Regions from separate parts of the Homo sapiens genome. Here region 2 is linked to region 1. Evidence: chromatin contacts called from ENCODE Hi-C data. All regions are on one chromosome and are shown on one strand. Each heading gives the region's core, a stretch centred on a gene start or an enhancer-like site at or near the end of the contact. The rest is flanking DNA. Distances are from core to core; before and after follow the strand shown. Region 1 has its middle 40 kb from the start of LINC01804. Region 2 overlaps GACAT3 (gastric cancer associated transcript 3).

Evidence for each region. Hi-C counts contacts between places; a loop is a spot of excess contacts on that map. Pooled maps may share reads with other maps.
Region 2: a loop to region 1 is called in a map of dorsolateral prefrontal cortex, with 4 times the contacts of the local background. The contact joins two enhancer-like sites. A Hi-C loop is called at or near these places in 1 of 168 maps with a recorded cell type or tissue (dorsolateral prefrontal cortex) and 3 of 50 pooled maps.

The regions. Positions count from the first base shown.
Region 1 is chr2:15,728,183-15,733,190 of GRCh38, reverse strand. No RefSeq gene overlaps it. Among named protein-coding and RNA genes, the nearest start is that of LINC01804, 40 kb to the right of the region's middle. RefSeq lists a silencer at 845-904. Within about 2 kb of position 2,515, at least 5 of the 41 ENCODE cell types and tissues checked have a DNase peak (open chromatin) inside an H3K27ac peak, as active enhancers do; they include dorsolateral prefrontal cortex, where a contact is called at or near this core.
Region 2 is chr2:16,068,272-16,073,279 of GRCh38, reverse strand. The region is part of intron 1 of GACAT3 (gastric cancer associated transcript 3); the gene reads right to left. Among named protein-coding and RNA genes, the nearest start is that of GACAT3, 20 kb to the right of the region's middle. Within about 2 kb of position 2,664, at least 4 of the 41 ENCODE cell types and tissues checked have a DNase peak (open chromatin) inside an H3K27ac peak, as active enhancers do; they include dorsolateral prefrontal cortex, where a contact is called at or near this core.

The DNA.
Region 1 (5,008 bases), core at 1,266-3,765:
CCTGTAGTCCCAGCTACTCGGGAGGCTGAGGCAGGAGAATTGCTTGAACCCAGGAGGCGGAGGTTGCGGTGAGCCAAGATCGCACTCCAGCCTGGATGACTGAGCCAGACGCCATCTCAAAAACAATAACAACAACAAAAACCTCACACCATTGCAGCTGCACCTAAGTGAGGCTTCAAGTCAGCCCAAGTAGTTATATCAGAAGGAATGGGGGAAAGATGTTGATAAGCTCAGGTAAGATGCCTCAGAAGCTTTTGAGTTTTTAATTTTTTTAAATCTAAGACATTCCTTAAAGGAAGATGCATATTTGGGTCATAGTGGGTTGGAAAAGATGAAGAAAGATCTTTTGGATTTTGAAGCCCTGGCTTGTACCAGGGAGAGGGAGAGGCCAGCCTCAAGAGATACACTGGGCTCGTTTGGAGACACAGGGCCCGGCCCCACCCCATCTCTAGAACCCTCACCATGATAAGTTCCCATCTGTAAAGTGGAGGTGATGATAATGCCAGTCTCACTATGATTCAACACCAGTGGGGGCTGCAGATGCTGGAAGTTTCAAATCGTATTGGGAATGACATCACACAGATGGCTCCTGGAACCAGGCCACGTGGATAAGCCGCCCAAATGGACAGGCAGTAGTGATCTTCCTCTGGCATAATGAGAAAGGGGCTCAGTGATGGGAAGGTAATTTAGTCCCTGGACCAGCTGAGCTGGGCTGGTAGAAACCTTCCTTCCTCTTTGGAAACTGGAAGTGAGAGGCAGGCAGCTGGTAGGTCTCCCAAGAGGCGTGAAACCTAGTAGAGTGGGTTATTTATGCAAATTACAGAGAAACCCCATGTTATAAGATTACGTCTCCTGAGCTGTTTCTTTTCTGTCCTTGTTGGAGAAGCTGAGATGGACTCAATTCAGTTTCTTCATTCATTCATCCATCCATTCATTCCCTCTCCAACACAATACCTGCTATGTAACAGATATTGTGCAGGGAAACAGAAATAAATCTGACCCTAATTCTGGATCTCCAGAGATCTAATGGAGGGAACCCAGCTTAAGCTTAAACCTGTGATTCAGGACAATAAAGTGAAAGGTGTCTGTTGGTGGAGGGCCTTACAGTACTCCGGGGGCTGCAGGGAAAGAGACAGGGAAGGTTGTCTGAAGCAAGGGGCAACTAAACTAGGTTGATAAACAGGGAAAAGCAGAGGAAGGAGGTTCCAGTCTGAGAAAATACATTGATCAAAGGCAAAGGGCTGTGAGGGTCAGGGGTCAGAATACAAAGCTCTAGTGCTGGAGGGGAGTGCCTAGAATTTAGGGAGCACCTGCTAAGGGGAAGCCCAAACACTTCCCAGAACTCCACCTTGGAAGTGACAGCTTCCAAAATCTGCTTCCCCAAATGGCAAAGAAGCACTAAGGCTAATGTTAGCTTCTCCATGTAATCTCCTAGTCCTTGGCACGCTCCTCCATCCTGCCACTTGCGCCTAGCAGAGGGCTGCCTAGAGTGAGCACTCAGTGACGACAGAGAAAGGAACACACATAAAATTCTGCAAAACTCAAATGCAAGAATAAGTGTGAAATGCATTATAAACCGTAAGGAGCTGTAGAACTGTGAGAAATTGTCACCAATAACGATTGCGTTTCTATCCAACTGCTTTGCAGGGGCTGGCACTCCAGAGATGAGGAACAGCCCTGTCCTCAGGGAACCCAGAAGAGTCAACCAGGGATCCCGGGGCTGCCTGGCCAATGCTCTGACAAGATGAAAGGTTCTTGGAAGAGGTGAAACCTGTGCTAACTCCAAGGGCCCACAGGAGTCAGGCAGGTGAGGAACTGGGGTATGGTGTCCCAGACTGGGAACAATCCCAGCAGGTAACAGAAGGCTGATGGCCCAAGAAGGACATGGGTAAGACAGGCTGGAGGGGCATCCACCAGAGGTGATAGCCTGAGGGGCATCACTTGGATTTCAGTCTCAAGGCAAGCTCAAGTGCTGGGAGAGAACATGGCCACTTTTGTGTTTTGCAGCAGAGCTTATCTAGGGGGACACACGTATGCCATGAAATTAATCCCTTCAGCCCTTGAGGCAGTGGGAGAGTTGGGCAGCTCCTACAGTTGCTGCTGGGTTGCTTCCCCCAGACCACCTTGGAGAAGCATGGGATCAGGGCAATCCCTCCAGCAGCTGGGAAGCAGGAGGCTGTGCTACCCGGGGCCATGGCTCACACCTTGGCACCAAGGAGGTGCCACTAAATACAGATGATGTGAATAATACTGGGATGATTGTGAGCAGCTCCTATGCAACCCCCAGAGGAGGCTTACCCGACCCTGATGCTCAGCACAGTCTTCACAGGACTTTTCAACTCTGCCTTGCTGCATTCCTGATTGCATTTCTTTCCTATGCCCAGATCCGCCCATCTCAGAAGGGCTGCAGAGCCTGGGTTCCTGTGGACCCACCACCCTCCTCACAGGTCAGACTCTGTGGCTTCATCCCAGCTGCTGACCCACTGCCAAACCGCAGCAGCCGGCATCTGCCCCAGGGCTGGACAAGCAGCCTGGCTCTGTGCCCAGCCTGCACAGCTGGGAAAGAATGAGTCAGCAGTGTCTTGTCTCCTTGGCCTTACGCTAAGCATGACCTATTACAAGGAAGTAAATAACTGGGGAATGGTCCCAGCAGGGAACTCCCTGAAACCTCAGGGTCTCAGGAATGGGACAAATCTTAGAGGTCTTTTGCACAAATGCTCTTCATGCACTACAGGAGCTCAGCCTATGGAGCCACACTGCCTGGTGTCAAAGCCCTGTGGGACCCTGAGCAAGTTAATAACCCTCTGTTCCTCTGTCAAATGAGGATAATAATAGTATTTACCTAATAGGGTCGTTATGAAAATTGAGTTAATTGGCGTAAAGTGTACACAGCATATAGTAACAACTAACAAGTGTTAGCTATTACTATTGTTATCGTTATGTGAAGCGATCCCTTCTCTGGCATCTCTTATGATTAAGCCCTCATACAAGTGCTTCCAGAGACATGAAGGTCATTACCACGAGAGGCAAACTCTAAGCTGTCTTTCTCTTGGCCTGTACAAAACACAACTGTTACCTCTCATCCTGACGGATATTCACAGTAGATCTCCTCTTCCTGGTATGCCCACCTCCACTCTAGGATGAGACCCTCACTTCCTTCCGAAGTTTTTCAAAGGGAATACTTGTTGTCTCTTTGCCCCCCTTGGCCCCTTCTTCTCGTGATATGCTAATTTGTCCACTCTTCCTCTGAACAACTGAAAACAATGTTCCAGGAGTGGGCAGACCAGCACAAATAGAATAAGAGCATCATCTTTCTTGTTCTAGGCACTGAATCTCTAGCAATCCAGCCTGAAGTCACATTAGCTAACTGACTGCCCCCATACACAGCTGGCCCATAAAATCTCGGTTAATTTGGCTGGGCATGGTGGCTCACGCCTATAATCCCAGCATTTTGGGAGGCTGAGGCAGGTGGATCACCTGAGTCAGGAGTTTGAGACCAGCCTGGCCAACATAGTGAAACCACATTTCTCCTTAAAAAAAATAAAACAAAATTGAGGTTAATTTTAGTTAGAACCTTCTAGGGTCCTTCTCTCATACCCTTGTGCTTGCCATATATCCCCATCACCCCCTGCCAATCTGAGCTAGTTGGTTCAGCTTTTTTGACTCCAAGACAAGACTTCACACTCAATGCTTTAACTTTCATTGTGTCTGCTCTGGCCTGACTTTCATAAAAAGTCACCACCATGATGTCAGCTGTGAGTGTCATTGGTCCATTCTTGTCCAAGCAATCGATTGCAGCTACCCTGACCCAGCTCCTGTGTCCCTTTCCTGAGTCCTTTACACCTTAGCGGTAAGGTGATGGGCACGAGAAGGACTCAGTCCATCTGCAGGTGGAGTCAGCAGATCCCTTCTGCCTTCCAGTCACAGACCTGAAAACCAAACGCTGAGATCGCCCAAAGTTCATGGAGCCACCAATATCCAGAAACAGATGAAAATGTTTAGGAGGCAAGAGGCAGGCCTGGAAGAACCCGAGGACGCCACCTGGGCCCTAGTCCCACTTGGACACTGGCTCTGGGTGTGACCTTGGGTGAGAAACATCCCCTCTAGGCCTCACCCTCCTTATCTATTGAACTTGATAATTCAGGCCATCTCACCCGCAAAGTTCATCACCCCTTCAAATAACTCTGTCACCCACAGTACTTTATTGCACCCCCCTGCTCCATGGGTTAGGACACAAGGAGGTCCTTTCTTTCCGTATCCCACAGGTACATTTAAAGGCTCACCATATGATTATCTAGTCATGGTTCAGACTAAGGAGCTATATTGTAACTACTTTTCCTGCATGTTAACTTTTCCTGAACATAAATCTTGTCTCCGCAGCGAATCCCCCAGGAGTGGGGAGTCTTCCTCCCTACCCCTCTCCCCCTGCCTTCTTTTCCCCATCTGACGTACCATCTGTGTGTTTATTGTTGGTTTTCTCCTCTTGAATGTAACAGAAGCAGCCAGGTTTCATTAATCCCCATATTCTTCTAAACTATAGCTCCAAACTGAGGGTGTGACATTGAGGAAGGGCTCTGCAAATATTTGTTCATCACTAGTTGATTGATGTCATTTGGATTTTCTTAAGCCCACATCTCTAATGCACTGGCAGAATTCGATGAATTCTACTGCAGAAAGGGGAAGGAAGCCTGGTGTATCCAAGACAGAGTCATTCATGCTAGACCAGGATGAACCCAGGAGGTCTCCCAGGGTGGGGCTGGATTTCCTCCTCCGCACCCACCTGGAGGGACGCTAACTCATTCCTGCACAGGCCACCAGCTATGACCATCACAAAGGCTCAGTCTATGCTCCAGAGCGCTGCTCGGACAAGTGTTTTCAGCAGGCATTCAATGACACCATGTGACTGTGTTAGTGACTCCAACCACAGGAGGCTCATCTCCATCTCTTTTGTCCTCTGTTCAGAGCTGCCCAGAAATCCTTTATCAGGATTCGGCATCCTCCAATATGA
Region 2 (5,008 bases), core at 1,415-3,914, 340 kb before region 1:
AGAGATGCATTGCTAAAGAGTAGAACAGATATCTTTGACGCAGAAAATGAATCCCTGGCCTGTGCAGGAAAATGAGAAAAGACAGGGAAATGGAAACCTTCCTCCCAAATATCCCAGGACCCCCGAGTATCTGCTAGCAGCCAAGCAGCCATGCGGCCTGTGTCTCCACTGAGCTCTAGGAGAGACCCTCAGGGCTGCTCTAGGGGAGAGATTCCAGCCAAGCTGCCAATAGTAGCATTAGTGTCAGCCCTCCCAGCTTTCTCCTCTTTTGTGCAGGTAAAGGAATCACCCGTCATCTCTACTACCCTTCACTGAACCCTTTTCTTCCTTATCATGCCACCCTAGGGGCTTAAAATCTCTGCCATAAGAGTCAGAACCCCCTTCTGCGTGTCTCAGAGCCCCTCCCCATTGCCTGTTCCAGCCTGCTGTCCTTTGGCTCAAACCTTTGTGCCCACTGACCTCTGCTGTGCTCATCAGCTTCCAGCACCTGCCTTACACTTGCTCTGTCTCTATTGCTTTTTTGTACCCATTTAGCTGATTGACTGGCCTCTGCCCTTCCTCCAGGACAGGATGGCTTAGCTTTGCGAAGCCTCTGCGGGGAAGGAGCCCACATGAGCCAGATGCACACCTGCCTGGGCAGTGCGTCCTGCCTCTGATGGGCCAGGCCTTCACTCTGCCAGGGCCCTGATCTTAGCTGTGACCAGCCACCCCACAACCTACACCATTGTAGACACATAGTGGCCAGCGTGGACTGCAGCAGCTGCTTAGCAGTTGTCTGGGCCCATTAGACTCCTCCCTCTATCTGAGGCTCTCCAGACTTGGGTCCAGGGCCTGACAGTCTAACCACAGTCATCTGTTCTGCATGTAGCAGAACAACCACCTTCTAGAAATGTAAAAATATCTTTACCTTCCATTTATTGGACTATTTTCTTGTCTCCAACTACAACAAGGAAAGGAGCCAAAGAGGACCACTCGAGTGACATCCCTGGTGTATACACTGGAAAAGCGATAATAAGCAGAGCGTGGACCACTCCGGATCTCACTGTCGATGGCCCTCTCCCAGCCCTGCACTCCCACAGAAGTTGGGTAAACCTCTGTCAAACACCCATCAGACGTTAATGTCACATTAATTTTGCACATGATGGTCTCTCCTTCTAGAATTTAAGTTTTTTAAGGGTAGGGAATGTATCTTCACCCATTCTTGTATTCCTTCAGGCATTCATGTTATCAGTCAACAGCATTTACTGAGCACCTGCTTTATGCCCAGGCCCTGCCCTAGACCCCGGGATGCAAAGATAAATAAGATATAGCCCAGGCTCATGCCTGTCATCCCAGCACTTTGGGAGGCTGAGGCGGGTGGATCGAAAGGTCAAGAGATCGAGACCATCCTGGACAATATGGTGAAACCCGTCTCTACTAACAATACAAAAATTAGCTGGGCGTGGTGGTGCGCACCTGTAGTCCCAGCTACTCGGGCGGCTGAGGCAGGAGAATCACTTGAAGCCAGGAGGCGGAGGTTGCAGTGAACCAAGATCGCGCCACCACACTCCAGCGTGGCGACAGATAAATAATATACTGTCCCTGTCCTTGAGGCTCCCAGTCCAGTGATTGGTAAATAGATGTTTATGACTCAGCATGACAAATTCAATAATAGAAAAATGCAGAGGACAATGTGAGTTAAAAGGAAGAAGCATTTTCCCCATTTCAAGAGGTCAAAAAACACATCACAGAGAAGGAGGTTTCTAAACTGGGCTTTGAAGGATGACTAGGAGTTCTTTGGGCCAGAAAGACATTGCAGAAGTGAACACGTACCAACATCATTGATAAAACCTCAGCAATTGTTGTGGTTCCTGGCACATAGAAAATTCTCAGGAAAAGTTGCTGAGTTGTACTAAGTGAGAATATCGTGACTGACGGAAACCCAGTCCAAGGACTGGGGAAAGAGGGCCCCATCCTAGCTCCTCTGCCTCAAACCTGGAGACACATTGAAGTCATTTGGAAAGTGTGAGAAAACACTGATGTTCCAGTGTCACTCCCCACCGCCCCCACCCCAGAGATCCTCATATAATTGGCCGGAGAGGCTGCCTGGTCTTTGAGACTCTTAAAAGCTCCCCAGGTGATTCCAATAGGCTGCCTTGTTTGAGAACCACTGATGTAGACCAGTGCTTCTCAAACTTAATGTGCAAATAGATGCAGGCAATCTTGTTAAAATGCAGATTCTGACACAGCAAGATGGGCCTGAGAATCTTCATTTCTAACTAGCCCCTGGTAACACCGCTGCTGCTGGTCCTGGGACCACCATTTGAGTAGCGAGGCTCTCTGAGGCTTAATGCCCAAAGGCAATTCAGCTGGCCTCAGCAATGTGCCTGCATGCAGCGGTGATATTCCAAATCCGAAGGGAAGGGTACATGTGGGGGCACCAAGTGCCCAGAATGGATGTAGCGGCCACAGGTCTGAAGGCTCTGCTGCCCCTGGTGTGAGTTAACTTAGTTGTGGGTGGGGAAGATGTTAGGGGGAGGGCTGGGCAGTCAAGGCCACAGGGGGTGCCTGGGAGAGGTGGGGACAGCAGCCTGTTTACCCACCTCCCTGTTGTAAGAGCTGACATCGAATACCGGTGTCTACCAGCTGGCTGTCCCCCCACCCACGGCCTGCACCCAAGGCCGAGGAACAGCCAAGAAGGCCTGGCGAGCAGCATCCTACGGAGAGGACAGCGAGGAGGCCGCCTTGGCAGGAGCTGCCTGCTGGATAAACATTGTTCTGTTTTTTTCTTTTTTCTCTTCAAACAAGCCCTTCTCAGCACTGGCCACATCATCCTAAACAAGGCCTCTCAGTGCTGTTGACACAAAGGCAGAGACGGTGTCATTCCAGCCCAGAGATAAAACTCGGATCCTCCCACAATGGTGGGCACTTCGTCTCGGGAAGAACACCAGTGAATCAGGAAATTCAGCAAGCTGGGTCTAAGCCCTGCCCTCAGGCTAGGCTCAGGTTTTTTGTTGGTTTGGGTGGATTTCTTCCTCCCCAAAGCTCTGCTTGTTTCATGTGCCTGGTCAGCAGATATGTCAGCCCCAGACAATGGCCTCTTTCTGCAGACAATGGTCAGCATGAGGAATGTCGCAGGAGGGCAGGGCTTGGGGAGGGACAATCCCGCTTTCAGAAGTCAGTGGCCGAGTGGGTGCTGCAGGGAGGGTCCTGCTGTCACCAGGGCAGCCTCCTCAAAGGCACCATTTATAGGACCTGCAGCCCCAGAAAAGTGGAAGCTTTGGGCAGCAGCAGAATCAGAGAGCAGCTCCCTCGCCCGCTGCTCCCGGCAGACTCGCCCTGCCTGCTTTATCGGCCTCCCGAGGCTCCTGCAACCACAATTCCTACCATGCAGACTTTGTTTAATGAAAAAACAAATAGTTACCCCCAAATTAGACCGAGGCCTGCTGTTCCCTCAGCCGCGCCTCCTGCAGTACCCAGCCTGTGCCTCATTGGCCGGCTCTCCAGAAAAGAAAGGGCTCATTCATCCCCAAAGGTGGAAACTCGCCTTCTCCCAGGGAAATTGTGTAACCGTTTTGTAGTGGAACCGACTACAGGCCTCAAGGTCTTTTGCAAAAAGAAAAACAGATAAGGGGGCGGTGGCGGGAGCCAATGCTGGCTGTCTTAGATTTGCTCATTGCAGAATGATTTTCTGACAGAGATCATAGGCCCACAAGTCACATCAGCTGGTCCCTGGATTTCAAGGATCCTCACTGTGATTGGAAAATTAAGTGATAGCCATGCATGCATGCATTTATTCATTCATTCCTCCAGCACAATGTATGGCACATAATAGATGCTTAGTAAACATGTGTTGAATGAATGAAATGTTTTGTAATATCTGATTCTATCTCTCCATGCTCAGAAAACCTTCAACAGCTCCCTATTGCCTATATTATCAATTTAATCTTTCTTAGCATAGCTTACCACTTGTAACTGGACCCTCAAATACCTCTCCAACCCTACAACCTCCACATGCTCCCAATCCCACCCCTCCAACACGCACATATGCTGCCTACTGTTTCTTGAACCAAACCATTGTTGTGTGAGCCTCTAGGCCTTAGTCCCAGCTGTCTCTTAACCTCAAGGCCCTTTCCAAGCTTCTTGTAGGGATCTGGTGAGTTCCTCTCCCATGAGACTCAAGCCAGTGTTTACTCCTCCTCTTAAAAGCCATCGCTAAATATAAAAAATTAGCCGGGCGTGGTGGGGAGCGCCTGTAGTCTCAGCTACTCAGGAGGCTGAGGCAGGAGAATGGCGTGAACCCGGGAGGCGGAGCTTGCAGTGAGCTGAGATCGAGCCACTGCACTCCAGCCTGGGGGACAGAGCGAGACTCCATCTCAAAAAAAAAAAAAAAAGCCATCGCCAAAGTGTCAGGCTCCATAGCCTCACTCTTGTTCATGGCCCTATCATGACACTTGCCACTCTTCCTTCTATCTTCCTGTTGCAACCATGCTGTGCACTTCTTGAGAGTGAGAACTGAGTCTGACTTACCTCCATATGCCCAGTGGGGGCCCAGGGTCCAGTCCATCATAGATCCTCAGTAACTACAGAGACCAACTAGTCCTGGTTTGCCCAGGACATTCCTTGTCTTAGCACTGAAAGTCCCACATCCCGGGACACCCCTTAGTCCTAGACAAACTGGAACTGTTTGTCCTCACATCAGTAAATGAGTAGTGAATGAATAATGCCTAGGTCTCTATTCATTAGTTCATTCACTTAACACACATGTAGTAAAAATCTGTGAGCCAGGTCCCATGCTCATACAGTTAGAGGGTGTTTCTAAACAGCTTCATGGCCCAGCATTGCAAAAGGACAGCTCTTTGGGGTTGAGTTAGCCTCAAGTCCATGGGGCACCTTTCCTAGATTCCTGTTTATCTCCTCCGCTATCTCTTCCAGTATCCACACCACGTTGTTTACAATGCATCTGTTGACATCTGCCTTATCTCCCTGGATTTGCTCTGGGCCTCCCTGGGTCTACTGCCCTCAGAAA